Regions from separate parts of the Mus musculus genome. Here region 2 is linked to region 1. Evidence: chromatin loops called from intact Hi-C (ENCODE). Cell type or tissue: heart. All regions are shown on one strand. Each heading gives the region's core, and the rest is flanking DNA. Links, peaks and the distances in the headings are about the cores only.

Evidence for each region. Hi-C counts contacts between places; a loop is a spot of excess contacts. Peaks named below come from ENCODE experiments on the same cell type or tissue, not always from the same donor. Only the 100,000 strongest peaks of a DNase experiment are listed, where the experiment ranks them.
Region 2: a loop joins it to region 1, with 2.6 times the contacts of the local background. A loop is called at or near these places in 3 of 42 quality-filtered maps.

The regions. Positions count from the first base shown.
Region 1 is chr1:168,085,805-168,101,048 of GRCm38, reverse strand. No RefSeq gene overlaps it. Among named protein-coding and RNA genes, the nearest start is that of Gm51671, 250 kb to the left of the region's middle. In heart, for the core only: a CTCF peak has its summit at 7,798; no DNase peak of the experiment used is centred there; H3K27me3 peaks cover 354 bases.
Region 2 is chr1:168,313,730-168,328,973 of GRCm38, reverse strand. All of the region lies in intron 2 of Pbx1 (pre B cell leukemia homeobox 1), which reads left to right. Among named protein-coding and RNA genes, the nearest start is that of Gm51671, 25 kb to the left of the region's middle. In heart, for the core only: a CTCF peak has its summit at 5,874 (motif pointing right); no DNase peak of the experiment used is centred there; H3K27ac peaks cover 2,812 bases.

The sequences.
Region 1 (15,244 bases), core at 4,242-12,241:
AGTGTGGTCAATCCACCAGGGACCATTCTCTTAAAGAAAACTACCTCTCTCTGACCAAGAGGCCACCAACTGCAATAGTGTCTCAGCTAGGAGTGGGGACTCATGAGTGCCTCTCCTTCCCATACTGGGATACTTATTAGTTTGGTGTTCTTTAGGTCTTCAGCAGGCAACCACAGCATCTGTGAGTTCATGAGTAAAGTAGTCCTGTCATATCCAGAAGACAGTTTTTCCTAGTCCTTCCTGATCTCTGGCTCCTTAATTTTCTGCTCTGTCTTCCAAGATGGTTCCTGAGTTCTGGGGAGAGGGGTGTAATAGAAATGTCCCATTTCTGACTGAGCACTCTTCATTCATGTTCTCTTCACTTTGACCAGTTGTGGGTTTCAGCATTAGCCACTGTTAGATCTAGTGGAGAAACCCCCACCCAATTCCCGATTTGGCGTGCACCCAAAAAATCATGAAGGACCATCTCTTGATGTAAATACATGAGGACATTTAATTACGGAGTTCCGGACAGACATGCATCCCACATAGGAGATAATGGATGTTGGCCACGAGGCTTGAAAGCTAGGGGTTTTTATGGGGTAAAGGGGCTTAGGGGTGTGGAATTTAGCATAGAGACACACTATTGGCTTATTCAAACATTAACAGAAAGGGCATCGGGACTTTGTTCCTGTGGGCTGGGGGCTTATCTTTGTTCACATAGCAACCAGTTGATGTATGACTTTACCCGGCTCCAAGGGGCAATAGACAGAGGGGAGGTTCCGGCCAGATGGTGTTGACTTAGATAATATAGCCCTGCTGGTCCTTGCATACCTTTTTATCTTTACAGTCAAGATGTTCTTAGGAATGCCTTAACTACAGCCCTGCCCTGGCATGCCTGGGGGCTGTTCTGCTTTGTTCTCAGTCCCAGGCCAGGGCCGTGGGCTCCTAAACTTACAAGTTACAATATTTTATCTTCCTTCAGCCACCACACTTGATCTAAATCTTAAGTCACCAGTGCCATGCTCCAAAGCTAGTGCCTACTCTAGGGATACTGATTGTGTTGAGGGTGCAGAAAGTTGCTGCCTTCTTTCAGTATGTTCTCTAGAAGCTCTGGGCCCTTTAAAGTGAGAGATACCTCCCAATCCTTGGTCTCAACAGAGCTAACATCCCAGATGCTGAAAAAAGTCTCACTCTATATCATTTTACTTCAGAAATATAGTTTCTTTTAGCTCAAGAACTTTTCAAGAAAATGAAGCAACATAATTTCAAAAAAGGGGGCCAAGGCATAAAAACCATAGAAATTTTAGGCCTTAAAGGGATTTTAGAAATGACTGCTTTTTCATCATCTATGAGGAAAACAGGTTTCAGAAAGGGTAATTGACTTTCCCAAGGCAATGGACGTCTGTAAGAGCCCTTCAGGAACAGTGCTGGGTCCATTTCCAGATTCCACCATCCCTAAATTCATAGAAGCAGAGTACTTTTGTTCATTGTGAAGAAAATGCTTTCATGTTATCACTAGCCTTGTTTTTATTGTTGATGCATACTGAGAGACTTAGAGCTGAACACTGTGATATTAAAATTACAGTATGTTCACTAGGAACACCTTCAAATATGGAGACAGGAACTTTTACATATTTTGTTGTTGTTTCTTGTTGTTATTGTAGTATTTGTTCTTAGTGTTTTGAGACAGTTTCACTGTGTACCTCTGTCTGTCCTAAACACAGTCTTCAGACCAGGCTGGCCTCAGACTCAGAGCTCCTCCTGCCTCTGCCGATCTAGTGCTGGGATTACAGGTGTGTGCTGCCATGCTTGGCTTAATATTCTTGATTTTGCTTTCTTGAGGAAGAGGTAAATGACATATAAATGAGTTGTTGTTACATACTACCTCAAAAAAGAACTTTCAGGATATGGCATGTCTTGATAAATTTGGCCAATGCAGTTTCTTCTCATCAAAAAAACCAGAAACACTGCAACTCCACATGCCCACAGTTCTTTGCCACTTACAAAGGGCTTCCTCACACAGCCCCTGAAGCTCTGCATTGAGAAGTAGGATTATGATAATGACCCTGAAGAATTGTGAATGCCTTTGAAATTCTCAAAGGAAAATGGGATTATGCTTGGTGTAATTTGGTGTTAAGTGATAACGCGTTTATCCCATATGTAATGTTGGCAGATGGACAACATTTCTCAGCTATGCAGAACATTCCAGTAACTGAGGTACTCACTTCCCAAGCCAATTCAGACATTGACCTTTTTTTTTTTTTTTCTAGTGAGACGACACTGTTGTGGAAGGGACAACTCTAGAAACGTTAGTACTTCCTTTCCCAGAGGATGCTGATAGACCAGAAGTAGATGTAAATAATGAGTGCATTGTAACATGATGGTTCCCATGACTATGGAGGCTGAGAAGTTCTGTGATCTTCCATCTGCAGAGTAATACACTCTTTGCTTTTACAGACTATTTGAGTCTGGGGTATCATTCTTTGGCAAATCATGAACCCTCACAACAGCCAGGAAGCCAATAATAATACAGAACCCAGACTAGTCTGAAGATGGAGATGTGGAGAAGATAAATATCCCAGCTCATACAGGCAGACAGAGCATATTCCACTGCTCTCCAGCCTCTTGTCCTGCTCAGCCCTCACGTCATCTGCTCTGCACAGCCCACCTGTACAGATTGTAATTTCTTCTGGAAACATCTTTGTAGACATGGGTATAATAATGTTTAGTCAACGATCCAGGTAGCTCATGATCTGCTTAAGATGATATATAAAAGCAGCCATCCTGTTTCATCTCTGATTAAAACAAAACCAGCAACAACAAAAACAAAAATAGACCTTGATTTCTGATGGTTCTCCATACAATCTTTAAATGGGAAATGGCTGAAGATGGCCTGCTGCAGAGTTCCATAGCTCCTGTCAGTCATGTGAACAGTGGAGGAAAGTCCTGATGGTGCCTTACAGAGTGCTGGACTGTTGATCAAGGATGTTTGTGAGGCTGTGGGCCCAAGGAGGAGAAAAATGGGGGATATAATGACCTCATTTGTTTGTTTGTTGGTTGGTTGGTTGGTTGGTTGGTTGGTTGGTTAGTTGGTTGTTTAGTTGGTTTCTATTGTATGGCTTTTGTCTCTAGCAGAAATTTTCTATTTTCCTGAAAAGTAGGTCATTTCTGCTTTCTACATCATTTCCATTCCTGCGTCGTTTCCCATTCCTGCGACGAGTCTTTTCCTGGTTCTACCACAAAGAAAGAGACAAATCTAGGCAACATCTGTTCCTGTGCCTATGCACCATGGAGAGGGACCTTGTTACTACACTGCCTTCTTACTCTGAGGCAGGGGAGGGAGTCCTATTGCAGTTATTTCCATGTGTATGGCTAGAAAGACCCGACCTTTTCTATAGAGGGCCACACAGACACCTTTAGGACACTACAAAACAAGATAGGAGGGGACACTGGGAGGGATACCTCAAATGCAGTATAAACCAAAATGCCTTCAGAGACAATGTCTCCCAGCTTTTGAACCACTCTTCTACACACAGAGTCTACGGAGCTTGCCAATAAGCAATGAAACCTTTGCTTTGCTCCAAACACTTTATCTGTTAACACCTTAACTGATTAAAAAAAATTCCAATAGCCCAGCCGCTGTCTTTGGTGGGTTAGTGTATTTAAGGGAAACTTCTTCACTTATAATATTTTCAGCTTGTGATAGGTATAATTGAGGAGTGTGACCCCTTGCAATTCACAAAATCTTACTGTATCAAAAAATTCTTAAGCTATATTCTAGAAAGTTATGCTAAGAAAATAACTCCATAAGCACGGAAGCCACTGCACAAGGAAAGCAGTGGTACTTGGTTTTCAATTTGAAGGAAGAACCTCATTGTCTAACAAAACAGGAAAGAATCCCAGAATATTATAAAACAATAAGATGGAATTCTCTGTAGTCAATAACGCTGAGATGCGGAAGACAGCTGAGTGACCTCTGGTTGCATCTGTGCCTCTTGGTTTATTGAGGGATTCAAGACTTGATGGTAAAAATCATCATATTGGTTTTCAAAGCTGCATTTCTGTAAGTTTGTATAAACTGGAAAGAATATTGCTTCACTTGTGCAACGCGGAAAGACCATCCAGTGCACATTAAGTCTATATGATCTTGGTTGAAGGAAGACATTTTGACAACGGAGACCACTGAGATGATGCAGGGGAAGGGAGAAGGGTTGATTTGGATGCCATGGGTTACAAGACCCAGCTAGATCTTTTTTTCCACCAGGAGAGACTTTAGGGCAAGAACATGAAGAAGCATGGTGATAAAAAGACTGTCACCAAGTGTGCACTTTAAGACCTTCATGAAAATTGCATTCAAGATTGACAGTGGTCCAGCCTACCCTCCCCAGCTCCATCCACAGCCTCACCAATGCAGGATACTTATGCTTCCAAAGGGGTCATCTTATGGATGGAGGCAGCACATAATGAAGAAACTAGAGTGAAAGAGATTTGTGTTTCTAAGCTTATATGAGACACGCCAACATTTCAGGACACACCTAGAGCTGAATCCAGGGTGAGTAACTGGGCAAGAATCTGTCTCAAGTTGTATACACAAATCTGTTGCAGGAGATTTCAACCTCCTCCCTTGATATTTCAGAATTCTTTGCAATCAAGAGCAAGGATGTATGATATGACCATCAGCTACAATGGGCCCCTGATGCTGAAGTGGCAGCCAAAAGCACTGCCAAGCAGTGTAGGTTCATCTCTAGGCTCAAAATACCACGGAGAGAGGAAGCAGCGTTAGATTGGAACTGCAATTAAGGCCGAAGACAGGGTGGAAAATGGTGTACAACAAGACTTAAATATATATTATTTATGGTGTGCTTGGCTTCATGGTGTGTGTGTGTGTGTGTGTGTGTGTGTGCGCGCGCACGCGCACGCGCACGCATGACATGCATGTTTCTGTGGGCATGGGCGTGTGCTTAAGCCAGTGGAGGTCAGCAGTCAACCTTTGGTGTTGTTCACAGATGTCAACCAACATACACCTTATTATTTGAGATACTCACTGAAATTCTTCAATTAAGTAGGCTATGTTAAATGGTGAGCAAGCCCTAGGGACATGTCTCCAGTTTGGAGTTTACAAGCATATGATTGTCACCATGCCCATCTTATTTTTTCCCCTGCATGAGGCCCTGGGGTTCTTCTTGCTTATACAGCAAACAATTTAGAGAGTGAGCTATCCTCCAGCCTGAGTTTTATATTTCAAACTCATTTAATGTTCACAGTAACTCCAGGAAGGAGGTCCTGTACTTGATTTTAAAGATGCAGACATGAAATTGCAGAAAGGTTAAGCGACTTTCTCCAGGTCACACAGATAAGATGTGGCAAAGCTGGAGAAGGAACCAATAAACATTAGAAGTCACTGCACTTTGGAGAAACTGTAAATTTCAACCGTGGACTTACTGTGTGATAGCAATTTTTTTTTGTGTGTGGGCTTCTATTTGAATATTTTTCCAGAAACTTCCAATGGTAACAGTTACCTTAATAAATCTTCTCACAATTGTAAGGCATGTTGATGTGTCTGTAGTCCCAGGACTCTGAAGATGGAGGTATGAACATTACAGGTTCCAGGTTATCCTGGGCTGCATAGTTAAACCTTGTGGATGATGATGACAATGACGAAGAGGAAGAGGATGATAATGATGATTTTCCAAAAGAAAATGTTTAGCAGGTTAGGTACCTGCTGTTACCTCCATGCTCCAGAGCTTCTACATTAACCGGGTTGTATGCTGGCATATCTCAACAAATGGATGGCCTCGTGCCCAGGCTCAAGAAAAGACATGACAATCAACACAATTCTGTACTCACAGGAGAGAACAGACTAAGAGAGAGACCTGACAGTCTATGCATTCTCTATGACTTGAGTCCAATCTTCACACTCTCAGCTACACAGTGAGGGAATTGGAGCTCCATAATCCATGGCTTGCTACCCGCAGGCACTGACCTGAAAGCAGGCAGAAGATAGGGTCTCATTTTGCAGGCAGGAGTCCCCTCTTTCCAGGTGGTTGCAGATGATGTAGCTGATGGAGTGTGGGTGGCTGTTCTCAGAGGCTAAGGCTGTGGGAATAATGGACGGAGGTCCTGTAGGCTTGGCCTGGGCCCTGCCTGTTTGTCAAGCACTGGCTAGGGACAGCATTCACGTTAGTGATTCAGCTGGAGCCAGGCTGGCAGCTGAGCATTTTGGAGAGCCTGCCTGTCAGTCAAGGCTTACACTCAGCCCTTAATGGCTCTTCCCTTGTCGTTTGCCTGGTGTCGCTTTTATCTTAAGTGAATTTAACAATGGTGAAAGGTGCCAGTCTGAGGTCCCCAGAGAGGAGCTTTGCTGGGAGAACAGTTGCAATGAAAAGTCCCTTCCATCAAATCATCCCTGCTGCTCCACCTGGAGAGTAAGTCACCCCGTGGCTGCAGGGACACCCTGGAGGCTGGGCTGAGCTTTGCCCAGCTTTTCCCCTGCTCAGAGGGCATCCTTTAGGACAGGCAGCTACATGCAGGTCTGCAAAACTGGAGACATCTTGCAACTGCTTTTCCCCTAATATTTACACCCAGAAGCGTTTCTTAAGGAATTTAATCACAGTGTTTTGGGTTAATTTATAGTTACCCAGTCAAAGGATTCTTTCCAATGAGTCGCCCAAGAGAATTTGTTAGATTTATAAACACAGTTACGTCTTTAAGGACTTTTTCCCCCTACTGGTCAGGTTCAAAATAATGAATAAGCCACCTATGAACAAGAGACAGATTTAAGTTTTTAATCTAGTGAAGTTCATGAGAGGTGTAGTCCTCCCAAATGAGTCACTGGAGGGTGAAAAAGGGCTTCAGTTTACCCAGTTGGGCCTGAGAATAAAGGTGGTGGTGTAAAGTGAGCTAGCAGGAAAGAGAACAAGGGGAATCGAGGCAATGGGATAATAAAGAACACCTGCAGACACAATGTGTGCAGCTGCAGACATGATGTGTTCAACTGCAGGCACAATGAATGCAACTGCAGGCTTCGCCTCATCCCCAGATCGGTCGCTCTGTGTTCTTGCAATTAGAATGGGAGTTTGAAGTCACCAGGGAAGTAGTTTCCCATGTAATCAGTGACTAAAGCTCAAAGTTAAGATTATCCAGTTCACAGAGATAATAGCTGTGCATCTAGACTGAACCGCTCTGCATCGAAATCCAAGCCAGCAATAGTCAAATGAAGTGGGGCCAGAAAGAAGCCAATAGCCACACCCACCAGTGTGTGTGGTATGGTAGATGTGTGTGTATAGTGTATGTAGTATGAACGGTATGTATATATGTGGTGTGTGTGCATGTGTGTGTGTGGTGAGTGGTGTATGTGTGGTGTGTGTGTTGTATGCATGTTTTCTTACATATATGGGTGGTATACATATGTGAATGGTGTGTATATATGTATGTGATGTATATATGTATGTATGTGAGCATGTGTAATATATATGTTTGTGTGTGTATGTAGTATGTGTATGGTGTGGTGTGTGTGGTATGGTATGTATGTTTAGTGTGTGTATGTGTGTATGCAGTATGTGTGACAGTGTGTATTGAATGTTGTGTTGTGTGTGGTTTATGTGGTATGTGTATGTATTGTGTTTTGATATATGTGTATATATGTATGGAATTATGGAATATGTAGTAAGGTGTGTGTGTGTGTGTGTGTGTGTGTGTGTGTGTGTTGACAGAACACATCTCCAAGAACATCCTATTGCTTACCACTTGAAACAGTAGGACCTGCCTGCTGGAGGCTAACTTCCCTTGTGTTCAGTTCATGAAGTGCTGAGGACCTCTGATGGCGGGACTGATGTACTTGATATGAAGCAAGGAAGGCAGTGTCAGCAGTCTATGTGGAGTGTGCTATATCCAGCAGTGTTGCTCTCAGTGCGGCTTTTTACAGATAACTATAGTCATTGCCAGGATTTAAGGGCACTCCCAGGGACCAGAGTACTTCTTTCTTATTTATTTAAATGTACACACATTTGCCACTCAAGTTTTTTCAAATAAGGCCTTTCTCTGAGTTGCAATGTCTAAGTTCCAAAAGGAAGACACAGAGTTCCAAAACGATGCTTAAATGGTGCAAACAGGTTGTGTGGAGTCTGTAAGGACCTTGACCTCAAACCCCATGGCTCTAGGGGAAAGCAGTTCACAGGTCATCTTGAGGAAAGAGATGCCAAAGGTGACAGAAGTCAGAGGGACTGTGACAGAGGCCAGACAGGAGCTTTCCCATGGATTAGTACTATCTCCAGGCACTGAGGTCTAGAAAGACTCCTGGGAACCAGGGCTGGTATATAGATCAGGACCAAAGGATCAGAGGGAGGGGATGACTCCAAGTGGGTAGTAGCAGAGGACCACGGACAGATGAGTCCAGACCTGACTAGCTACCCCGACATCCACAGCCAGTAATGCACCCCTGTGTTTCCCATCTGCATTGTGTCTGTGCTTCATCCCCTTTCTAAAACCCTCAGTCTTCCAAGCCCATTTCCACAGACTGAAAATGCCTTTCGTTTATACTGTCAGAGCATCCTCCATAATATAAACAGATACTGCGTTCTCTTCGCTGATCCACTTACCACATAGGTGCGGCTCCCTTTCTATTCACATCACAGTTACCTAGCAGTTCTCAGGAGGCTAGAGATTCTCGGGGTGAACAAGAGCCTCTAGTTAAAGCCTTCTCTATGTATCAATAGCATTACCTTTCCAGAATCCCTGATTCAGTGTCCTCTACTTTAGCCCCCAAATCTTCCTCCACTCTTAGTATAGGACTTAGACTAAGTACAATAAGTCCCTTGTTTGTACTGAGTTCAGGCCATGGAAAGCATCGATCAGGACCCCAGCATTTCCTAAGCTCTTTAAAATAGAATCCTCATGCCTCTAAGCCCTTTCATGAAAGAAAGATCCTTGCCACCCACGTGTTGGCTTCCTGAGAGCATCTAGCAATTATATAGTCTGGATGAATCTTGGTGAGCACCCAGGCATACAATGTGTGGTGGCAGAGACCTGCACTCTTCCAGGATCCCCACAAACAAGAGATTAAAAGGCAGAAGATGAATGGCCTCTGCCTCAGAAACAGCTGCTGCTGCTCCAGCATCTGCATGGCCAGTTGATTTAGAGATTTGTGAAGAGAGCCTCTGAGCCCCAGGCTCCTGCCAAGTGGCTCACCAGGAGCATCCCCGTGGCAGGAATTATCGCTCCACACCAGGTGCTGCAGGACAAATACCTTGGAGCTAGGAGATGAAATACACCTGCTGCTGGAGAGTCCTGCAGAGACCCGGGCACAGCCCCGAATGGCAAGGTCATCCTGCCCTGAATGTCATTCATAGTGACTCCAAGATAAGTCAGTAGCACTCATCAAAGACTGTTCCAGAGGGATGTGCCAGGGCCCTGCTTTTGATGAAAGGTCCTGGTGGTATTGCCAGTTCTCTATTATTGATGTCACGATGCCTGCAGATGCAGGTGGGTACCAGTCAATCCAAACAATAGAAAATAAAACCATGTCCTCCTAACTATGAATGATGGCAGGAGCCTTTCCCCTAAGCACGGCTTCGCAGATATTTTAAGTACTAACTTACTAGCTATAGGTCAGCCCCTCCAATAAAAATTAATGTCCTAGGCACTAGGGAGATATCTTAAAGGGTAAAATGCTTACCTCATAAGAACCAGGTACTGAGTTTGATTCTTAGCACTGATATAAAGAGCCACCTGTAGTGTCGTGTGTGCTTGTTGATCATAATGTGGGGAACTCTAGGTCTCAGTGAGAAGCCCTATTTCAAGAAACAAGGTGGGTGTCTCCTGAGGAACATTATATAGGGTTGACCCTAGTCTCCAAAGGCATGTCCATTAACTCCCTCACACAAGCAAGTATGCACACACACACACACACACACACACACACACACACACGTATGTATGTATGTTTAGGCACATATACACACAAACCACTGTTTTAAAAAATCTGGTATGATCACATATATTTGGGAAACTCTGGGTTTTGAAACCATGAAACACATCTCTTTGTGCAAGACTGTTCAAAACGTTTACTCTGCTGAAATTTTACTATGCACTGGAATTTTCCAAAGGGGAAGAATGCACGCAGCAATATTTGAACACAAGGACCTCTTTACCAGAAGTACCTATTAAGGCAAGTGTTCCTCTAATCACACTTTGGGAAATGCTTCCTCAGGCTAACATTAGAACGGTCTGCATTCTCTGAGACCAAATGATGCTTGAGGAAGAGCCCAGGGGGGTGCTGAGGCCTAGGTTTTAAAAGTGCCACAGGAGGTTTAGAAAGAAGGAAGGAGGAGGGCGAACTCATCCGCCCAGGGCGGGAGGGGAAGCTAAGACTCCTGCCTTGCCTTTGCTGACTCTGGAGCTTCTGAGGGAGGCATTCTGCTGTATTGGAAGGGCTTTGCCTCGACGCTCCAAACAGGGCGTTTGCTTTAAAATTTGGCTGGTGCTATATATTATCAAGGGAAGAAAAACTGAATGAAGGTCCAAAGCTTCCTTTCTTTAAGGGCAAAGGTGACTACATCAAATGTTTTCCTTAAAAGGCAAGGTTTCAGACTAGAGAGGTGGCTCAGGGATGAAGTGATAGCCACACGAGTATGAGAACCCAAGTCCGGATTCCCAGAACCACATAAAGCCAGATGTGGAAGAGTGTGTTTGTAACTCCAGTTTAGTTGAATTCCGGAAAGCTCACAAGCCAGCTAGTCTGGACTGCACGTTGGAGAACAATATAAGAGGACTGTCTCAAAGTGAAAGGTGAAGACTGATGGTGAAGACTGATGTCTCAGGTTTCCTATGACCTCTATTCATAGGCTGTGGCATGTTCGTGCCTGCTCTCATGCATGTGTGACACTCACATACCACACACATACCACACATACACACATCATACACACACACACCTACCACACACATCATACATATACATGCCCCATATACAAAACACACTATACACACACCACACAAGCACCACACACACACACACCCCATACACAAACACACATCATACACACAGCACATACTCCATGCACACACCATACACACAAACACACATACAGACCACAACCCTTTCATATAGTGAAAGTCTCACAGCTGACAGGAAGTATAGAGATTTACTCTAACATACAACTCTATCAGTTCTCCTGGCCACACTGGATGCAGCATCTTGTCATTTGCACCCCTCCAGGGACAGGCACCTAACTACCTTATCCCCCCATCAGAAAGCTCAGAGTATAGGGACCTAGGACCAGAAACCTCACACCTTAGTAGCCAGATCACAACCTTCCAGGTTTCCCTGTGCTTGCTGTTTTGAGTATAGCATTATGCATTAGCCTCTGCCGGTAAGTAATGCAGACTTTAAAATATGCATCAATAAGGAAGGCAGACTGCGTGTCTAGAAAAAGCACAAATAAAGCAGTCATGCCAAGGTCTTCCAAGTTTACTACCAGAGGAAAGGCAATTCTGTGGGTGTGTACCTTGTGGGCTAAGAAGGTTGTGTACAGAAAAGAGGTGATACCTGGGAAAGGGCTTTGGAAGAACGTGAGCAATCTTTCACATAAATGTCAAGTCTTATTAGTCACAGCAGCAATGGTGAGAACCACAGTAGGGCAGAGCGAGAAGGCTGGTGAGAACTGAGAGGAAAGAAAGCACCATACATTTGAGGAGGCAGGGGAGTGTGTGGCCCAGAGGATCTGTCTGGAAGGTCAGAGCCACTCAGTCAGAGAGGAAAGGTACTGAAGACCACTGCCCTGCTCATAATAACGCTACCCCAGTTACTGAACACCTTCTGCTATGTTAACTAAATCTGGGCATCACCCTTCATTTCGCCCCCACTCTGGCCCTCCCTCCCCATCTGTTGTCGAGGCGGGAAAGCCTCTCTCTTAAATCCCAGGAGGCTCTAGGAGGTGAACAGTGCTCACAATTTTTTTAATTAAAATGAACTAAGAGGCTTTTAACAGGTAAAGCGATGCGAAACCTTTGCTGTGAAGGTCTCTCTGTGTCACTGGGCATCATTTAGCAATTCAAGGGGAGATGTACTCCTGGACAAATGAGGCGTTAAGACTCGGTTTCTGGATCACTGCTGGCATCAGGAATGGACTAAAAGGGAGACATATCCTTTGTTGTAAGGACCTCCTGTCTTCCCGTGTCTCTGAAGGACAGCTATACACCCCCCAAAATGTGTCCTTTACCCTTGAACTCCTATTCATCTGGTCCTTGATGCCCCGATGAAGCTGCCAAGCATGACAAACATCAACTGATTTTAGTCTTGGGTAACAATGAAGTCATCCTAAATCGCTCATTAAAAGGTAAAAGAGCTGAGGGAAGGAGGTAGAGTGAACATACAGGAGGTAGGAATCTGGTTGGGTGAGGGCGTGTGCTTAGAGTGTGTGAAGGTGCTTGGATATGCCTGCCTATATTTGTTGCATGTCCACATATGTATTATGTATGTTAACATGTCTGTATCTGTGCCCTTATTCATGTTTGTGCATGCTTAAATATGGTTTTGTATATATATATATATATATATATATATATATATATATGCAAACAAGTGTGTGTGTATGTGTGTGTGTGTGTGTGTGTGAATTGCTTGTGTATGCCTGGGAATGTGTACAAGGCAGAAATCAGGCATCTAAACTCTAACTTGTCACCTCCTGAAACCTCTCGTCCCCGGGATCTAAATGTGGAAAACAGGATTCTCTGACCCTCCAGTCACAGAAAGCATTGTTGCGAGGCTTGGGTGCAACATTCAGAGCACATTGTCCATTTGCCCACAGACCTTTGATGACTGACAGCCTTTTGTCTCCAGTGCCCATCACAGCAGCGCCGTTCCCCTCCTGGAGTAGCTCCTTTAATTGAGCCTGGAGCCTTATTCGCTGCCCTTTGCCCCCTCCCAGACATGTCAGGGGGTCTGCATCAGTCTACCTGAGAATCTATGCATATTCCGGGAATCTGAATACAAATGTCAGCTTTCTATGCAAATCAGTATGTGTGGCCTATGTCGAACTGTGAAATGCTATTTGTGGCCAGTAAGATCACTGTGCCTTACGTGGGAACAGTGGGTGAAATACTTTTAAAGCCAGTCTAATGACTGACATTCCTGGAAAACCACAGAGGAAGGAAAGAATTGACTTTGCTGAGTTGTTTTCTGGCTTCGCTAATATCACGGCAATGTCCCCGCCAGTATCATATGCACACTCAGAATAGCAATACGTAACATTTTAGCTAGTATGTCTTATGAATCACTAAGGGTAAAACGGCTCTGGGTGAGTGGCGAGCAGCATGCTCCCACAATTCCATGCCTTCTGGGTTCCAGTCTGGTTCCTTTCTCCCCTCAGCGCGCTTCCTCCTGGCCCTTCACAGGCGGCATACTTTTCTTCATTCCTGCTCTGTCCTGGTCTGAGACCCTATGTATGTCCACAAGATAATGAGAGATGAAAGCTTAAAATCAGAATGTACCTATTTGGAGCCAGCTAAACATTTCCAGTTGCCATGCAGGCATCTGCCTAATACTGGGCTGTCTTCCCTTGATCTTATATGCCTGGCTATTCAACAAGGACAGCAAGTGTTTGAGACTCAGGAATGAAAGGGGTGCTGTTCTTTCCTGGGGCTACAATCCATACGTTACATATGTGTGTATGTAGAGGTTGGGATGTAAAATAAACGTAAGTTTTAGAAATACACCCGGGCTCCAGGCTTTCGACTGGAGCAGCGTTTCTCAGCCTCTTTGGGGGTCAAGCAACCCTTTCACAGGGATTGCCTGAGACCATCCTGATTAGCAGGTACTTACAGTATAATTCATAATAGTAGCAAAAATCACAATTATGAAGTAGTAATGAAATAATTTTATGGTTGGAGGTCACCACAACACAATAAACTATACTAAGGGGTTGCAGCATTAAGACCATTGAGAATCACTGCTCTATAGGAAGGCTAAGTCTCCCTAGATGTGATGTGGGTGGCTGCTTTTTGTGAGAATGGCATGAAATAGTGTGTGTCCATATCCAGTGTATCACTTACACATAATAGGTACTCAATAATGGCAAGTTTTAATTATGATTTATGAGAACCCCTGAGATGTGAGGTGCTAGGTTAGGTATGACATCTATAAAAATTTATTTCACATTTGGGTCCAGAATTCAGACTCTTAATCACCATGCCAACGGCTCTCAGCCATAGCTGACTCAAAAAAAAATTATCCAGAGCCTTTAGTTTTCCCTAATTACAGACTTCAGATATGACTTTAAAGAATTCCAGTCTAATAATTTGAGACAAGACCTGGGAATCTGAATTTTGTAAAAGCTTCACAAATGACCCCAATGGTCAAGCAGAGACAAGAAAGGATTGTCTACCCAGCCACTTGTATTCACCAACTAAGTCAGACATTCCAGAGGACATGATAATAGCAAAGTCATTGGTAGGGCTGAGGAGGTGGCTCAGAAGTTAAGAGTACTTGTTGCTTTTCAGAGAAAGGGGTTCTGTTCCAGGACCCAAATGGTGGCTCCTAACCATTGGTAGATAACTCCAGTTCTGGGGATCCAACAGTCTCTTCTGGCCCGTGAGGGCACCAGACACTCAAGTGGTGAACAGACATACATGCAGACAACACACTCATACACATAAATAAATATAAAACATCACTAGTGCAGTGGTTGATGATGTAAGTAAAGGTTTCCAAAATAAATATGCAACACATGTTCAACCACAGTCTAATACAAGTGTGGAGGATGTGGAAACATCTTTGCAAAGATTCCAGGTCTCTCTCTGGAACATCTTCTTCCCCGAATCTGCTGAGAACCACGGACCAAGGATGTTTTAGAACTTGAAGGCCAGATCTTAGAAGTGCTTAGGCACCGATCCTGGCTGAGATTTCGAAGTCCGCATCCACACCCAGAATCCTATTTAATTCAGTAGCAAACAGACTTTTAGGAAATACTTTGACGTCAAGAAGGGAACCCATACAGGGCAGAGGACTTGTCCTGAATTGGGAGATGTTATCATCAATGATAATGAGAGCTAGGGGTTGAAAGATGGACATTTATCTTTTTATGATTCCTTAGCAGGAAAATGGAAGTTATTAATTAGCTGTCAAGTCCTGAAGATGAGGTGCTTCAAAGAGAGAGTGTTTAGGCAAGGGAACAATCTCATGTTGAGATTATGCAACTTGGTGGGGGTGGGGGGTGTCACAGTGTATCTTGTGAGTGCCCAGCTCAGAGGTAATTGCCTCAAGGGA
Region 2 (15,244 bases), core at 2,610-10,609, 230 kb before region 1:
TGTGGAGTATGGATGACTTAGGACAACGCAGTTTACACGCCTTTTGTCTTTGTTCTCTACCCTGTCCTAGCCTTGGAATGTCTAAGCCAGTAGGCCCTCTTTCTGTTCCCAAATGGCTGCCCGTTCCTCTCTTCACCAGAGTGGCCTCTTCCTGACTGGTAGGACTTGTCTGTGGATAGAGAGTGATGGATGCCCACCTCTAAGTGCATTTCCTAGGTGAGCGGCACCTTCTCTATTAGACAAGAACCACCGTGTGATCCTCCTCCTATTACCGATTTCCAACAGTCAACCCATTGCTTCAAGGTCCCGTCCCGAGCCTGCTTTTGCAAGACTGCAGAAAATGAACCAGAGAGCCTCACCCAGGAGAGTCACGTTTCCTGGGAAGTCTTTTGTTGTTCACCTAAGCCACTGGTAAGGAAATTGGTGGACTGTAGTCAGTGCTTCTCCCCAAAGCTAATTATATCTTGATTTGGGGAGATGATTTTCCTGCTGCTCAGAAAATCTCCAGTTCTGAGGCAGATCCCAGACAAGTGTACACAAATCCTCTCTCCTCTCCCAGGCCAGCATCTTCCTCCACCCAGCCTACCTCCATCATGACTCACTCTTCAGAGTGAGAAACTGATGGGTCTCAGAGCCAGGACTCAGCTGGGCTGGGCCCTTAGGGATCTTCAGATAGGCGTCAATAGTCGGGGGCCCCTAAGCCCTGCCAAAATCACTTGGCTGCAACCCCAAGATAATATTTGAAGCCCCTGTGCTTGGTAAGTGTCAAGGTATTAGGTATTCCTCCCCTCCCCGTTACCTTCCCTAGGCACAGCCAACGCTTGACATCTTTTTATCAGATGAGCTTGGCACTGCCAGGAAGGGCTCCTCGCGCCAATGTGGCAGCAGCCACAGCCCCTCAGCTTGTTAGACTGAAAGAATGTGCCGTTTTAATTAATGATATGTAAATATCCTTGAATGGGCCGCATTTGCATATTAAGAGAGATTTGCGGAATCTGCGGAGTAATATATTTTAATTAAGGATTAATTAAAAATAATGGGAATTTCATTTCGCCTGGCAGAATCCGTTTAGATTTTAGCACACGTCTGCTTGGGAGTCTGGTAGGAAGGCCCTGTGTTACGATTCCCGCAGATGAGAGAGGCACTCCTGTGTTTATCATCCTGGAGCCCCTGCTCTGGGGAGCAAGGGGAATGTAAAGGGGTAAAATGTTCCTCTCGCCTCCCCATCACCCACCCCTCATCTTCCCTCCTCTTTGTGATTTTAGGGCTGTTTTGGTATTCTTTATGGTGAAGTAAGTAAATGGTTCTGAGACACGGAACACTAGTTGTGTTGGCAATTATGTTAATGGGATGCTATTAGGCTATGATTCTATATGAGCAATTGGGGAGAAGAAATGCCTTACTGAGAGAGACTGATACAACAGACGTCTGTCTTATTGATATAGCTCCAATGGTGCTTTCTGCATAATTACACTCGGCCACTTTCTTTAGGTGGGGGAGAGGCCGCTGCATTAGGAGTTAGGAGGGAGAGATTGGGGGGTAAGGGGTCCCCCCAATAAATACTGGGAGTGGGGCAGACTTTCCCAACAGACCTAGGTATTGCAGGTGAGCAAATTTTATTCCTTAGAAAGACTAGTCTCTTCCTTTTCCTCCGTCTGCTTCCTGGAAGTATCCTCAAAGTTCCGGCACCAACAGTTGTGTCCAGAAGTTGAATGCTCTGGAAGAGCTGCACCTGATCTGCATTTCTATCCCCCAGCCCCCACGCAGCAAACCCACATGTTCTTGGGACATTCACTGTCTTACACATTGCCCCAAACACAGGTTCAAGCCTCCTAGGACCTCCAGTCTCTCCACTTGGTTTGCGTGTGTGCCCACTGGGGGCTTGTTCTGGGGATTCACCAACCCCTACCATTATTGCACTGTTGGCTGCTTCCCCCTTCAGTTATACTAGTATTTGCTTTATGTATTAAGTAAGAGGATCTGTATCTGCATCTTTATCTATATCTCTATCTATCTATCTATCTATCTATCTATCTATCTATCTATCTATCTATCTATCTATCTATGGGTGTGTATGCTTCCGGTTCTTAACTCTTTCTGATGGATTTTCCCAGATGCCCATGATCTGAGCCGTTTCTCCCCTCCCAATTCCAAAGGTGCCAGCCACACAGAGTTGTAATGATCCTTGGACTGTTTTGACTGCTGTGGGGTGACTAGTCCCCAAGGAAGGCAGACTCTGCCCTCAAGTGACCAAGTGCTTCCACAAACTGTAAAGACTGTATCTGGTTTTCTTCCCTCTGGTCACTTACTCTTTGAGGGGGATGCAGGGAAATTGCCATTGTTCTTGTTTTGAGGGTTACGGCCCAAGGCTTGCCTCTTTAAAGCAAGTTTCCCCATTGTTTGATAACTGCTGAGGAGGAGAGAGGCTGGGGGCCAGCATTTAGCAATTATGCTTCCACACCAAGTCCCTTTCCAGGAGGATCCATCCCCTGGTGTAAAATTTCAGCACTTCCACTGGCAATCCTAACCCTGTTTTCCCATCCTCTCATTAAGAAATATGGATGTCAGCTACCCGGTTCTCCTCTCTACCCCGTATGACTGCTGATCCACACACAAATTCAGGGCACACAGACCTCCAGGCTTTGCTAGGTGTCCTTTCCTTATGGGCATTCTGACTCTTCTCTAGCCAGCTTTATGCTGGGGCTGGTGTATGAGCATGGTGTGTGTGTGTGTGTGTGTGTGTGTGTGTGTGTGTGTGTGTGTGTGTGTGTGTGTGTGTGTAGGTTAGGTTTGAAAAGACAGTAGGAGGTAGAAAGGAGAGCCTTTGTAGCAAAGTGTTCTGAGACTGCTGGGAGCAAGGGAAGGAAAGGGGAATTTTGAGGCTTTTATAACCACAGAGCAGCTCTGAGCTAACCGGGAGGGGAGGGCTGGGGAGGTAGGAGAGGTATGGGGAGTTATGGAGTGCTGAAGTAGCCTGGGAGTGAGGGAAAGTGGTAGGAAGAACTGTCATCATGTAAGCCAGTCTCCAAGCTACGAAGATTAAGGGGACAGTGGAGAGAGCGCGGGGGAGGATCTGAGGCCTGTCCCCTCCTGTGTGTATCTCTGCCTGTGTGCACTTTGCAAAGGCAGCCTTGCCTTATCCAATGCAAATGGAGAAAATGCAGTTTCTGGTAAGTGTTCCCTAATAAATAACATCATTCCCTATCAGCTGGTGACATCCCGTATTCCTCTTCCCTATGCACCAGCCCAAGACATTTAATGATGTGGTGCTCCTTCTGGGATGTGAGCTCCATGCTAATATGTTTCAGCACTCACAAAATGGTGGGGACAGCTTCCAGCTTGGCTCAGTTATTTTACACTGAGAGAAACCGTAAAGGAACATATACATGTAAACGCGTGTGTACCAAATATGAAGAGAGTCCCCTTTTTTCTCTTCCTTTTTTTTTAAAAAGAGAACTCACTCATTTCCCCTCCTTTCATTATGTAGAAATTTGTTCAGGGTTAGTTTTTGGTTGCTGGAGGATTTCATTAACGAAATGAAGTAAAAATAATCAATTTCAGATGTTCCCAGTGTTTGTGGTAATGGTTTCTCTAACAATTCTGATTAGCTGTGTGAGATGGAATTTTTCTTCCAAATTACTGCATGTTGACATTAAATATTGGCTAACATTGTATGTGTCCGTGCCTGAGTGTGTGTGTGTGTGTGTGTGTGTGTGTGTGTGTGTGTGTGTGTGTGTGTGCGCATGTGCCTGGGTGTGTGTCCGTGTGTGTCCCTGTGTGTGTCCGTGTGTGTGCGTGTGTGTCCGTGTGTGTGCGTGTGTGTGTGTGTGTGTGTGTATGCGCCTGTGTGTGCCCACTTCTCTGCAGGTATCTGAGCCTGCATGAAGCTGAGCAGGAGGCATACATTATCCCCACACTTTTCACCCTGCCTCTTCATTTTCCTTGTGGTAACCCCTTCTCTCCACGAGCTGTTGGCCGTGCTTCCCTCGGTCTCTAAGTCTAGGCCATTTCTGGGAACATGTGTAGAAGACTGATTTTTTTTTTAATTGGTGGGGGGAGGGTAGGCAAAGCTGGCTGACTACCTTCAAATCAATAGGAGACTGTGCCACTTGAAGTCAGTTCCTGTGACAGTGGGGTGGCTTGCTTATTGGTGTCTGTTACCCTGACTTCTCTGCCAGCCCATGGGAAAGTGCCTGCCTGCTTGCCTGTGTACCCCCATCACTGCTCAGTCTCCCTGGTCTCCCCTTGAGCTTTGAAAGGAGAAATAAATTAAATTGAAAAGTTTGTAGTGGGTTTGCCATCATTCACTTGTTTCTTTTGACTTATTTTCCATACATTTTGGATTTCCCCCTCCCCTCCCTTCCTCTCCCCTGTCCCCTGTGACATGCTATCCTCAGCCCCAATGTCCATCTGCAAGTACAGTCACAGCCATTGATTTCCTGCAGCGTGAGTGTGACTCTACACAGATACCCACGGATGTAAACATACCAGAGAGGGTCACTGTGTGTATTTTATTTGTACCGGTCCTCTTTGATAAGCTGTCATCTACGGGCACTGCTCAGGGATTTGATCCTAGTAATCTTCAGGCCCTTTGGAAGACATTAAACAATCTCCCAGACCCTCTGCTCTGCCTCTGTCTCTGAACCTTTTACTCTCCTTTAATGAGAATTTCTCCTAATTATTTCAGTGTCTGCAGCAGAGGGACTGCAGTGTACTTAGATCTTGATACTGGGACGTGAGTGTTATGCTGATAGAGGCAAGAGATCAATAATTTAGGCCCTGCTTTAATGGCAAAGCTGAGAATTTTAGTGTCTGTATTGAGGTTTAGTCTTCGTTCTAAGGTATTAGGAATTTCTGTCGGATTTTCTCTCCTTTCTTCTTGAACCGTGGTCATTCTACATGCTTTTCTTGCTTAAACGTGTTTATGAAAAGGTCTTTGCCTCCACGGCTCAAACCTAGGTCTGACACACTCTTGACTGTGCAGGGCTATGTTTGTGCATCTCCTGTGAAGTGTGGTCACTCATGTGTATGCACATGTCAGTGCTTGGAGATTTCTGTAGTCACTCTTTACTGGGAGCGGCCTTAGTCATATCATCTTTGGCCTTGGGACTGCCCCTAATTCTTCCTTTTGGAACTCAGCTGGTAAATCTGCAGCCACTTCAGAGACAAGGGTAAAATGTCACCCCTTTCTTCCTGTCGTTTATCATTTTCCCCTCTTTTTTTTCCCTCTTCGTTCTTTTGTCCTTCTGTCTGTCACAATGCAACCGTTGTTATCAGTCCCCCAAAGTCAGCACTGGATCCTTGGCCTCACGCAGGAGTGGGTGGGCACGCGCATAGGGCTTATCCGGAGCCCTTCTTGGAGGGATTACAGTAAACCCTGTGAGCACCAGCCAGCATTGCATGTGTCCTACTCAGACAGGACGGGGTCTATGATGTGTTTCAGAATAAGCTTAAAAAGAAAAAGAAAAGAAAGGAAAAGGAAACAAAGAAACATTGCCCAGAGACTGGGTGTCTTCAAAGAGTTAGCCTTGGAATGTTGGAACAGTGTTGGGCTGCAGGGAATAATCATGGCTGTCCTTCAGAGGCTAGGGGGAAGCTGAAAGCACCCAGGTTCCCCAGTCTAGAGTCTCCATTTCTCCCCATTTTTCTCAGATCAACCTCTGCCTTCTTTTTCTTTTTTTTTTCCTTTTTTTTTTTTGAGAGATAGTGATATTATAAAGTTTCTTTATACATGCAACTATGACTCTGCTTGTATTTTTATATCATAAAATCAGTAAAGAAAACTTTATTTTCCTGTGTAAATCTCCAAACTGGGAGGAACTTGCCCAGTGAGTCATTCCTTACAGATATCAGCATGTACCACATTGAGCCACTAGGGGGCAGAGCAGCAGGATTATGGTTTGCATGGACCAGTGGGGAGACCTGTGGATCCCCAAAACCCAGTGTTATTTGTTTTTCATTGTAGGGGAACACAGAGGGTCCCTGGGAGTAGCTTCCAGTGTTTTACATGGTAGGGAAAAGAAATGGAATATGCTGGACACAAGACACAAGTTTGTGTAGTTCCAAATATGACTCCGTTTCCCCATCGAGTTGACTTTCTCTCGTGGCTAAGGGTTTGTTTGTCCCCTTATGCAACAGTCGTTTTCATGTCTCTGCCTCAAGTGTTCATTCTAACTTCATAGGAGATGGCATTGCTTGTGTTTTGAGGAAAGTGATTCCTGTACCTGCATTGTCTGGCACCAAGTCTGGCTACGTCGGAGGCATGATTTACAGGAACAAGGTGGAGGGAGGTTAATTGGCACCAGGCTAAAGAGCTGTGGCATCTTTGGTCTGTCCTGTAGTTCTACTCAAGAGTTTAGGTGTCCCTGTCATTTTCTTTGGTTCTCTACGCCAAGGTCACCATTCCATTGCTAGTTTGGAAAGTCAAACCCAGTTGTTGGTAATTTTCACCAACGCCCATTTTCCAGGAAGGGACAGCCTAGGGATCCACGTTGAAAGCGAAGAGGCATGGAAGCCTTGGGAAAACTAAATGGCAGAGAAATCAATTCCAGACCACTAAGTACCATGAAGAACTTGTTGCCAAATAATAAACAGGCAGCCATTTTTACAGATCCTACCACAGCTGGCCAGCCATGCAGTTTGCCATATTATCTTCAGAAGGGCAAAAACCACAGCCAATAAGAGAACAATGGAGAAAAACTTCCCAATCTCGGTCTGCTTGGTCCTGGAAGTGAAGCGGCCTGGCCTCATGGAGACAGAGAGATAATAGATTGGAAATTGTTTAGAAAAGGGACCACAGTCCATCCCACAAGAAAGGATCCTTAACTTGACAGAATGATGCTATGATTTCACGGTACCAATGTAAACGGCCCTTCCTTTAGCGTAGGGATTTATAGTTTACCAAATACTTCTATGTGTATATACCTAAGCAACTGTCAAAGCAACCCTGTGGGAGTCGCAAGAGAAATGTATTTCATCTCATTGAAGGTAGGGAAACTGAGGCTTGGAGTCTAATATAATGTCATTACATTAACCTAATTAACTAACCTATGTAACCTAATGTCAAACAGCTGGTGTGATGGAGCCTTTCCGTCTTCATCCTTGAATGACAAATGGCATCATCAGATCTATGACCTAGGAATTTCACCTGATAGAGTATAAACCCATTTAACCTACAGAAATGGAAGAGAATAAAGCCTTCTGGGCCTAAGATACCAACTCTTCAAATGGAGTATATTGATGTGTTTAAGAGGAAGGCTTCAGGAGTGGGATAGCCCGGTTCAAAAGCCTGCATCCAAACTTGCTAGTTAAGTGATGCTGTTGCTGTTGGGTGCCTTATTCTTTGGCGAACCCAACTTTTTCACTCCCCAGCTATCAAGAATTCCTTTCCTTAAAGTGTAAACCCTGATTCTAAGCACAGGGCTGGGGGGCTGTCTATAAATGGTCAGGCTGTTCACCATGGCGCTTTCAACCCAGAAGCACATAAAATTTGGATGTTTTTATTTTTGCATAGTACAACTGAGACAGCCACCTTTGCGGGAGCTTCTGATCACTCTCGTCCACTTTGATGATTCAGTTTAGATTCTTGCCCTAGTTTCCATTTCTTTCCCAACTGGGAGTAACGCTAAGGTCTCAGCATGACTTACAGCCACATCCTCATGGTTCTGACAGGTCAGGATATCTTCCATGCATAAATTGCTTTAGAATTTACAGAGCGCTTTTATCTATACCACCAGATGATGTGTTGAAGGTGCTGTCTACTCAAAAAAAAAAAAAAAAAAAAGAACTGATTTTTGCCTTCGGCAAGGTTCTGATTTTTTATTTTGTTCTCTCCCCCCCCACCCTCTTTTGTGTATTTGTGTGTGTGTGTGGGGGGGGATGCACACAAGAGGTTAAAGGAAGACATCCATTGTCTTCTTCTGTCATTCTCTGCCTTGTTACCTTGAGTGAGGGTCTCCTACTGAACCAGAAGCTTGTGGTTTTGGCAAGATTGGCTGGTCAAGGAGCTCCTAGGGGGTACATATCTCTACCTTTTAATGTTGGGGTTATAGGCCCTTGTGGCCATGTCTGGCTTTTATGTGGGTGCAAGATGTTGGAACCCAGGTCCCTACACTTGCACAGCAAATACTCTTACCTACAGAGCTTACTCCCCAGTCCCAAGTTCCCAGTTTTTAAATACTAAAATCCATAAACCATAGATAATATTCAATGAAGTTGCTAATGGCATGGCATGCCTTAAAAGGTGCAGTGATGCTTCAGAAACTGGAGCAGTGGCTTACAAAGCAGGATAGATAACTAGGGTTGGTTTCATAGGGAGGTGGCTGGTGGAGGGTAAGGATGAGCAGGGTCAGGTAAACAAAGAGAACAGAAAGAAGAGGTGGTAGTCAGTACCCGGGAGATGGGGACATAGAACTTACTGGGCAAGGGAAAGGAATGGCTACAAGGAGACAGACCTGCCAACTATGTTGGTTTGAATAGTGATGGAGTAGGACAGTGTAAGTTAGGTTCATGTTATGGAGAGGAGACTATAAAGTGGGTAATTTATTCATTCTCAGAAAACCCTATGCATTGAGTATTGCTGGCCCCATGTTTCACAAAATATGTCTGATGGCGAACACACCCTGTCTGTCTAAAGCAGAACTTCTCGAATGCCACGTGGGATTCTCAGGTTGGGGATGGAGAACCTTCTCAGACTTGAGAAAGACAAAATATAAGTGAAAGGCAGTAGCCAATACAATTGTTCACCTCATCAAAATCATCTGTTTATAGAGGTGCTTGTAGAATTAACCGACAAGGCAAGGTGGGACAGCCCTAGCTCTAGTCATCTCCTGGGGTCTGCATTCTCCCTATTGAGGCCCAGTGGTGGGAGCCTCGGTCTAGCGACACTGGGTTTTCTGTTGCTGCGGCCAGCATCAGAGGCGTTGTCTTTGTCTCTATAATTTATTACGTTTTCAGATTACCAAGCACAATTCATTTGCCAGAGAAAGAAAATAGTTCTGTGTAGTTTCCATTTAGAGGAACTACATTCCTGACGAACAAAAGTGTTGACTTTCTTCATGTGACCACTTGAGAGCTTGAGCTGGTAGCCAGGGCCTCTTTGGAACTGCTCATTCTATTGCCATGAGCCCTTTAGGGAGAAGCCAACCCCATCCCCATGGTACTCTGAACTATAGTTTATACTTTTTTGCTTTTACTGGACAATTTGTACACTAATAATTATCTGAGCCAAGTATGTATGACAGATTTTTTTTCTATGTAAGATTATGCTGTCTGGAAATCCGCTAATACCAACACAGCGTTGATGGACAATAAACATCCCCTCTACACAAGCTCTGACCCAGGTCTGAAGGGTCATTTTTAAGGACTTCTTTTTTTTTCTTCTGAGGGGATGACAGGCATTGCAAATTTCAGAGGAAACCTGTCTGGAAGTGTCAGAAGAAGAGCTATAAGTATATTTTCCTTCCAGTCTTCCTGAAACTACAAAGAAGACAGTGTGGGGGGAAAACGTCTTTACCTAGTCAGTGTAGGGAGAAACTAAATTCAAATTCTGCGTCTATCTTCTTATATCAAAGCCAATGTTTTGAGAAATGGCTTGCCAATAAGTGCAGAAACCACGCATAGATTTCCCTCCCACCATTCACCCTCCTCCTGAAGTTTACACAGGTTTTCACACTCTTAATTAACCACATCAAATAATTTGTTTCCTAGGCAGGGCTAGCAGGGCGATGTCTTTTTATTTGGGTGATGAATGACGAACGATGATTCAGCAGGAGATGATTCCAGTGAGGAGACGGAGGGCTGCAAAGCCCTTGCCAAACGCCGTGCTTGCTGTTTGTTTGCACTTTGGAAGGGCTAAGGTAGTTAAGGAGACCATTAATGAGACCGTCTGCTGCTCTGGACACTGGAAGAAGACGTCTAGAGCAGGGGTTGGGGACCTCGGGAGACTGGGGAGATGGTGATAGGGTGCAAAGGCTCCTTGCAAAACTGCTCATGGGACACGGTGTGTACAGTCCTCTGGACACTCAATGCAGGGGGACAACTAACTCCCTTTGGTCTTTTTCTTTATAAAGTCCCAACCAGAGTCCAGCAGATTATCAAGAAAAGGCCAAAATGCAAAGCCCTTGTACCTGACACATACTGTGTCTTGTGTGTATTAAGACAGTTTGATATGGCCTTGTTTTACAGTTATTTTCTAAGGTTACTTGAAATGGATCTTCCTTCGTCTGAGTAGCACTGGAGGCCTTCTTATGTTCTTATTGATCTTCACCCCAGAAATAGTCTCTTAGGGAAGTGCTGATCACCCCTCATTTTAAAGATGGCTCTGTTGAGGCTTGGAAGAGGTGGTTGGTACCTGATTCCAGAAATTCTTGTCTTTGACTCCCTGCTCTTGTGGGTGCTGGTGCTTTTAATCCACTGTTCTGATCTGTGATCTGATATGTTAGAAATACCAATGGCCATGTGATGTCAATTAATGGTTCTTCCTTCTGAATGTGAGACCACATGGTATAAGGAGGATTTATTAATCCCTAGTGTAAGTCTGGTCTCTGCCAGATGGTGCTGGTTGAGTCGACCTGGATGCAGGATAAACAGATCAAACTGTTTTGTAAGAATCTAGGACTTCTTTACTTTAAAAAAAAATTAAAATGTGAAATTGAAGATCATAAGGCAAATAGTTGTAACATTTGTATTCATATTTTTACAAAATTATTTTTATTTTATGTGTATAATGTATGTGGGTACACACACTTGTGCTATGGTACCTGTGTGGAAGTAAAGCGACAAACTTTGTGGCTTTCCTTTCATGTTTACATGGGCTTCAGAAATCAAATGCAGATCTTTAGACTTACTCCGTAAGAATTTTATCTGCTGACCTATTTCTCTGGTTCCTCATATTCATTTTTTTCTTAAAGGCATATTCATACCTAGGGATTTGGATGATATCTGAAAGGGTTGAAATTTAGGAGTACAGGTTCTATTTGCTGTTTTTGAAATTCCCTTTACATTTATTTTTATTTCGGTGTATGTGTGTGCATTTGCTTGTCTGTATATGCACCACATGCATGCAGAGCCTGAGGGTATCAGATCCCTTGGAGCTGAGTGGTTAGGAGCTCATCATTTTGGATGTTAGGAACTAAACCTGAGTCCTCCGGAAGAGCTGCAAGTGCTGTTAGCCACCGAGCCATCTCTCTTGCCCCCAATTTATAGCTACTGCTGTTGCTGCTGCTGCTGTTGCTGCTGGTGCTGTTGCTGCTGCCTCTTCCTCCTCCTCCTCCTCCTCCTCCTCCTCCTCCTCCTCCTCCTCCTCCTCCTCCTCCTCCTCCTCCTCCTCAAGACAGGGTTTCTTTTTAGCCCTGTCTTCTCACCTGGAACTTGCTCTTTTAACAAGGCTGGCCTTGAACTTATAAAGATTTGTCTGCCTCTGCCTCTCAAGTGCTGGTATTATAGGCATGTGACACTGCTACCTGGCAAATTATAGGTTCTTAAGGGATACTGGTACTGGTACTAAACCAGTCTTGGTGGTCCTACCACTGTCTGTGCACACTTGCTGATGCTCTTTGGATAGTGTCTAACAATAGATCATCCAAGTGTATGGATGATGTAGCTCAGTAACAGAGTGTCCACCTAATGAATTTGAGGCCCTGGGTTTGATGTCTAGCACCACCTTAAACACACACACACACACACACACACACACACAGACAGACAGAGAGAGAGAGAGACAGAGAGACAGAGAGACAGAGACAGAGACAGACAGAGACAGACAGAGACAGACAGAGAAAGATAATACTTTTTTATCTTTAAAGAAGTCTTCAAGATTATTAATTAACAGAAACAACCATTAAGCTATTATATACACCAGACAAGCTGTTCTAGTCATGATCAACTGAGTCTGTGCCTGGAAGTTTTCCCATCAGTCTGAGGTCTCCCTTTGGACCTAGCAGAGAACAGGTCCATTGCTTTTCTCTGCAAAAGCCACTCAAGAGTTTGCAGACCATTATTTTTAGTATTTCTTCTTCTTTTCCTTAGGCTGAACACTCCATATTCCTCGTGTTTCTCTGTGCTGTTCATGCTTCATTCTCGATTTGTAATTCTGCAGACATTTATAGAGTGCCTACTGTGTGTGAGCTTGGCATTTTAAATCTATGCCCTTTTTCTTGCAAGATGAATCACAACCCAAGGAGAAGGGAATGGTTAGTTGATAGCATTGGTTTTCTTTCTGTTCTCATAGTAGAACATGAATACATGTGTGCACATGAATGCACCCTAGTCACATATATAGCACATACTGATATAAGCAGATGTGTTTATTTTTAGCCATAAAGAAGTGAACACTAGGAAGTGAAACCAGTGAGGACAATATTGATAACGTAATTAACAACAGTTCAAGCCTATTTATTTTTATATATGTGAGTATTTTGCCTGCTTGCATGTGTGACAAAGGTCAGAGGAGGATGTTGGATCCCCTGGCCCTGTGGTTGTTGGGAGTGTATCCTGAGCCCTCTGCAGGGACAGTTGCTCTTAGGAAGAGTCTTCACCTCAGCCCCAATGAGGCACTTGAAGTAAGTCTTTGACTTTGGGTGATTTAAGGCTGTAATTCTAAGGTGAGTGGTTGCTGCCTCTTGAGTCCGGGTTGCCTGAGACACATTGCAGCTCATCCCCAGGCCTAAATGCCTGTGAGCAGAGAAACTCACTCAGCAGCTGCGACATGGACTGTGAATGACACCCTACTGCAAAAACACAATGCTGGGCGTGGTGGCACATGCTTTTAATCCCAGCAATCAGGAGGCAGAGGCAAGCAGATCACTGTGAGTTCCAGTCCTGCCTAGTCGATATAGTAAGTGCCTGGGCTACCTAGAGAGACTTTGCCTCCAAAAAGCCAAAACCCAACTCAACCCAACCCAAAACAAAGCAATAATGGCAACGCAAACTCTGCTGCTTATACCCCTTGTGCTGAGGACCTCACATCTACCTTTCCATTCATTGGTAAAAGTCTTTACCAAGAGGTGAAGAAACCCCCTAAATAGATGAATAACGTGGTGATGGCATCAGAAGGGTGGATCCCAAAATTTCGGGATGCAAAACAGCATTCTAAGAATTTCCATAGCACATGCTTTTATTATTTAAAAACTGCATTTCTGGTTAATACAAAATTCACAGGTAATGAAAATATAATATGATTTTATAACTTTTATACCGGTTTTAAAACATGATATACCATATATATTGTAGAGCTTGTCTGAAGAATTAAAGTGAGATGATTCTAGCTTTCCTTTAATGTACTTTGTAATCATCCCTAATTTTGAAAGACCTTGTTTACTCTGAGGTAGAAAGACAGGAGTAGATTTGGGAGTCTTCCTCTTTTCTTGGTGGCATTTTGAAATTAGTTTAGGCTTTTGTCTTGATTTTTGGAATTTTGTTTATTCATTTGGGGCATGAGGCCTGTCTGTGATGCTCAAGTGGTCTTGGATTCATGAGATCTACTGATCTTCCTGCTTCTGCCTTCCCAATTGGGGTTGCTTTTGTCCCTTCATCCATCCACCCATCCACCCATCCACCCATCCACCCACTGTTTACATTCACATTTCTTGTGTAGATATGCCAATTAAGTATATACAAGATGCCAGCACTATTCTTCATTCTTAGGATACATATATAACAGCAAAAGAAAGATCTTGACTTTAAGGAACTTTTACTTCAGGAATGCTGACTTCAGTCATTTCATTCTTGTTCAATTTGTCAACTATTAAATTTACCCACGAGCCAGATATTTTGTATCTTAAATCTAGTAAGCAACCATATGCCCCGGGGATAGTGTTATGTCCTCCCACAAGTCTTTTTTCTCCTCCTATTAATTCTTTGCATCTTTCTTTGAGCTCCTGCTGGGGTCAGGATGAGTGAGGCGAAACCAGTATGATCTAGGATATCTATGCTTAAGCAGCCTCTAATGACTGGTCTGTACTGGGTCAGAAACAGTCACTGGGAACAAATGGATTGAAGGCAGAGATTCCCATTTTGCCTGCCTCATATCCTCCTTCCTTATAGGTAGCACCATTGCTAGGGCATAGCGGTTCTTGGAGATGTCAGCTCCTATCTTTCTTTGTACTTGGTTGGTTCCCATAGGCCCGTGTTGCTCAGAACCCAGGCTCTCAGTTCTATCATGGGGAATTGTTCCCTAAGGATGTCTGAAAGAAGGTGGATGGAACAGAAGCTTCCAGAGCCATGGTGATTTTGGGATCATCGTAAAATTTGTTGTTGTGTGTCATCTTGATCCTAACTGAGTTATTAGCATCAACACTAGGGCAGTGCTATACAGCTTTTCATGTGTTATAGTGAGAACAGTGTTGTTTGATTAGTTATGAAGCCCTAAAGCAGAAGAGGTAACACCACTTAGCGAAGAGGAAACCAGAATTTCAAGAAGTCTGCCCCAAAGTCAAGTGTGTGAGATACTGTGAATGGTGGCAGACTAGGACTCCAACCCAGGCCATCTGAACTGCATCCGCCTCTTTCTGCTGCTTTGCTTTATTGCCGTGTTAGGAGCCACCACTCTCCTGCCCACGTTTACATGCACCCTGGTGTTTACTCTGTGAGGACTTGGGGACCTGGTGCAAAACCCACTATGATGCTTCTGCCATTGCTTAGGTTGTCGTCTTCACCTCTTCCTTGGGGAATCACTTTTGAAAAAAGACTAATTGCAGGGCATGGTGGTGTATGCCTTTAGTCCCAGCACTTGGGAGGCAGAGGCCAGTCTGCTCTACATAGCTAGTTCTAGGACAGCAAGGGCAATACAGGGAAACCCTGTCCAAACCTATTTATTTATTTATTTATTTATTTATTTATTTATTTATTTATTTATTTATTTATTGTCTGTCTGTTTGTTTGTTTGTTTGTTTGCTTAATGTATGTGTACATTTGACTATGTGGGTTTATTATGTGTACCATGTACAAGCAGGAGTTCTGTGGGAGCCAGAAGAGGAAGTTGGATTCTCTGTCATTGAAGTTAGAGGTAATTGTGAGTCACCACATAGTGCTAGGTTTGGGTCCAGCTTGAGAGAAGCAAGTGCTCTTAACTGCTGAGCCATCTCTCCCTTTTAAGATGTATAGTTGATCTCCAGATTCTGTTGCTGTTGTTGTTGTTGTTTTGTACAGAATAGCTTCCAGCTTGACCTACATTTAATAGCACTTTAAAAATCCACTTTAAAATCTATGTTTGTGTGAGCCATCACGCTCAAGCATGCTCTGCACT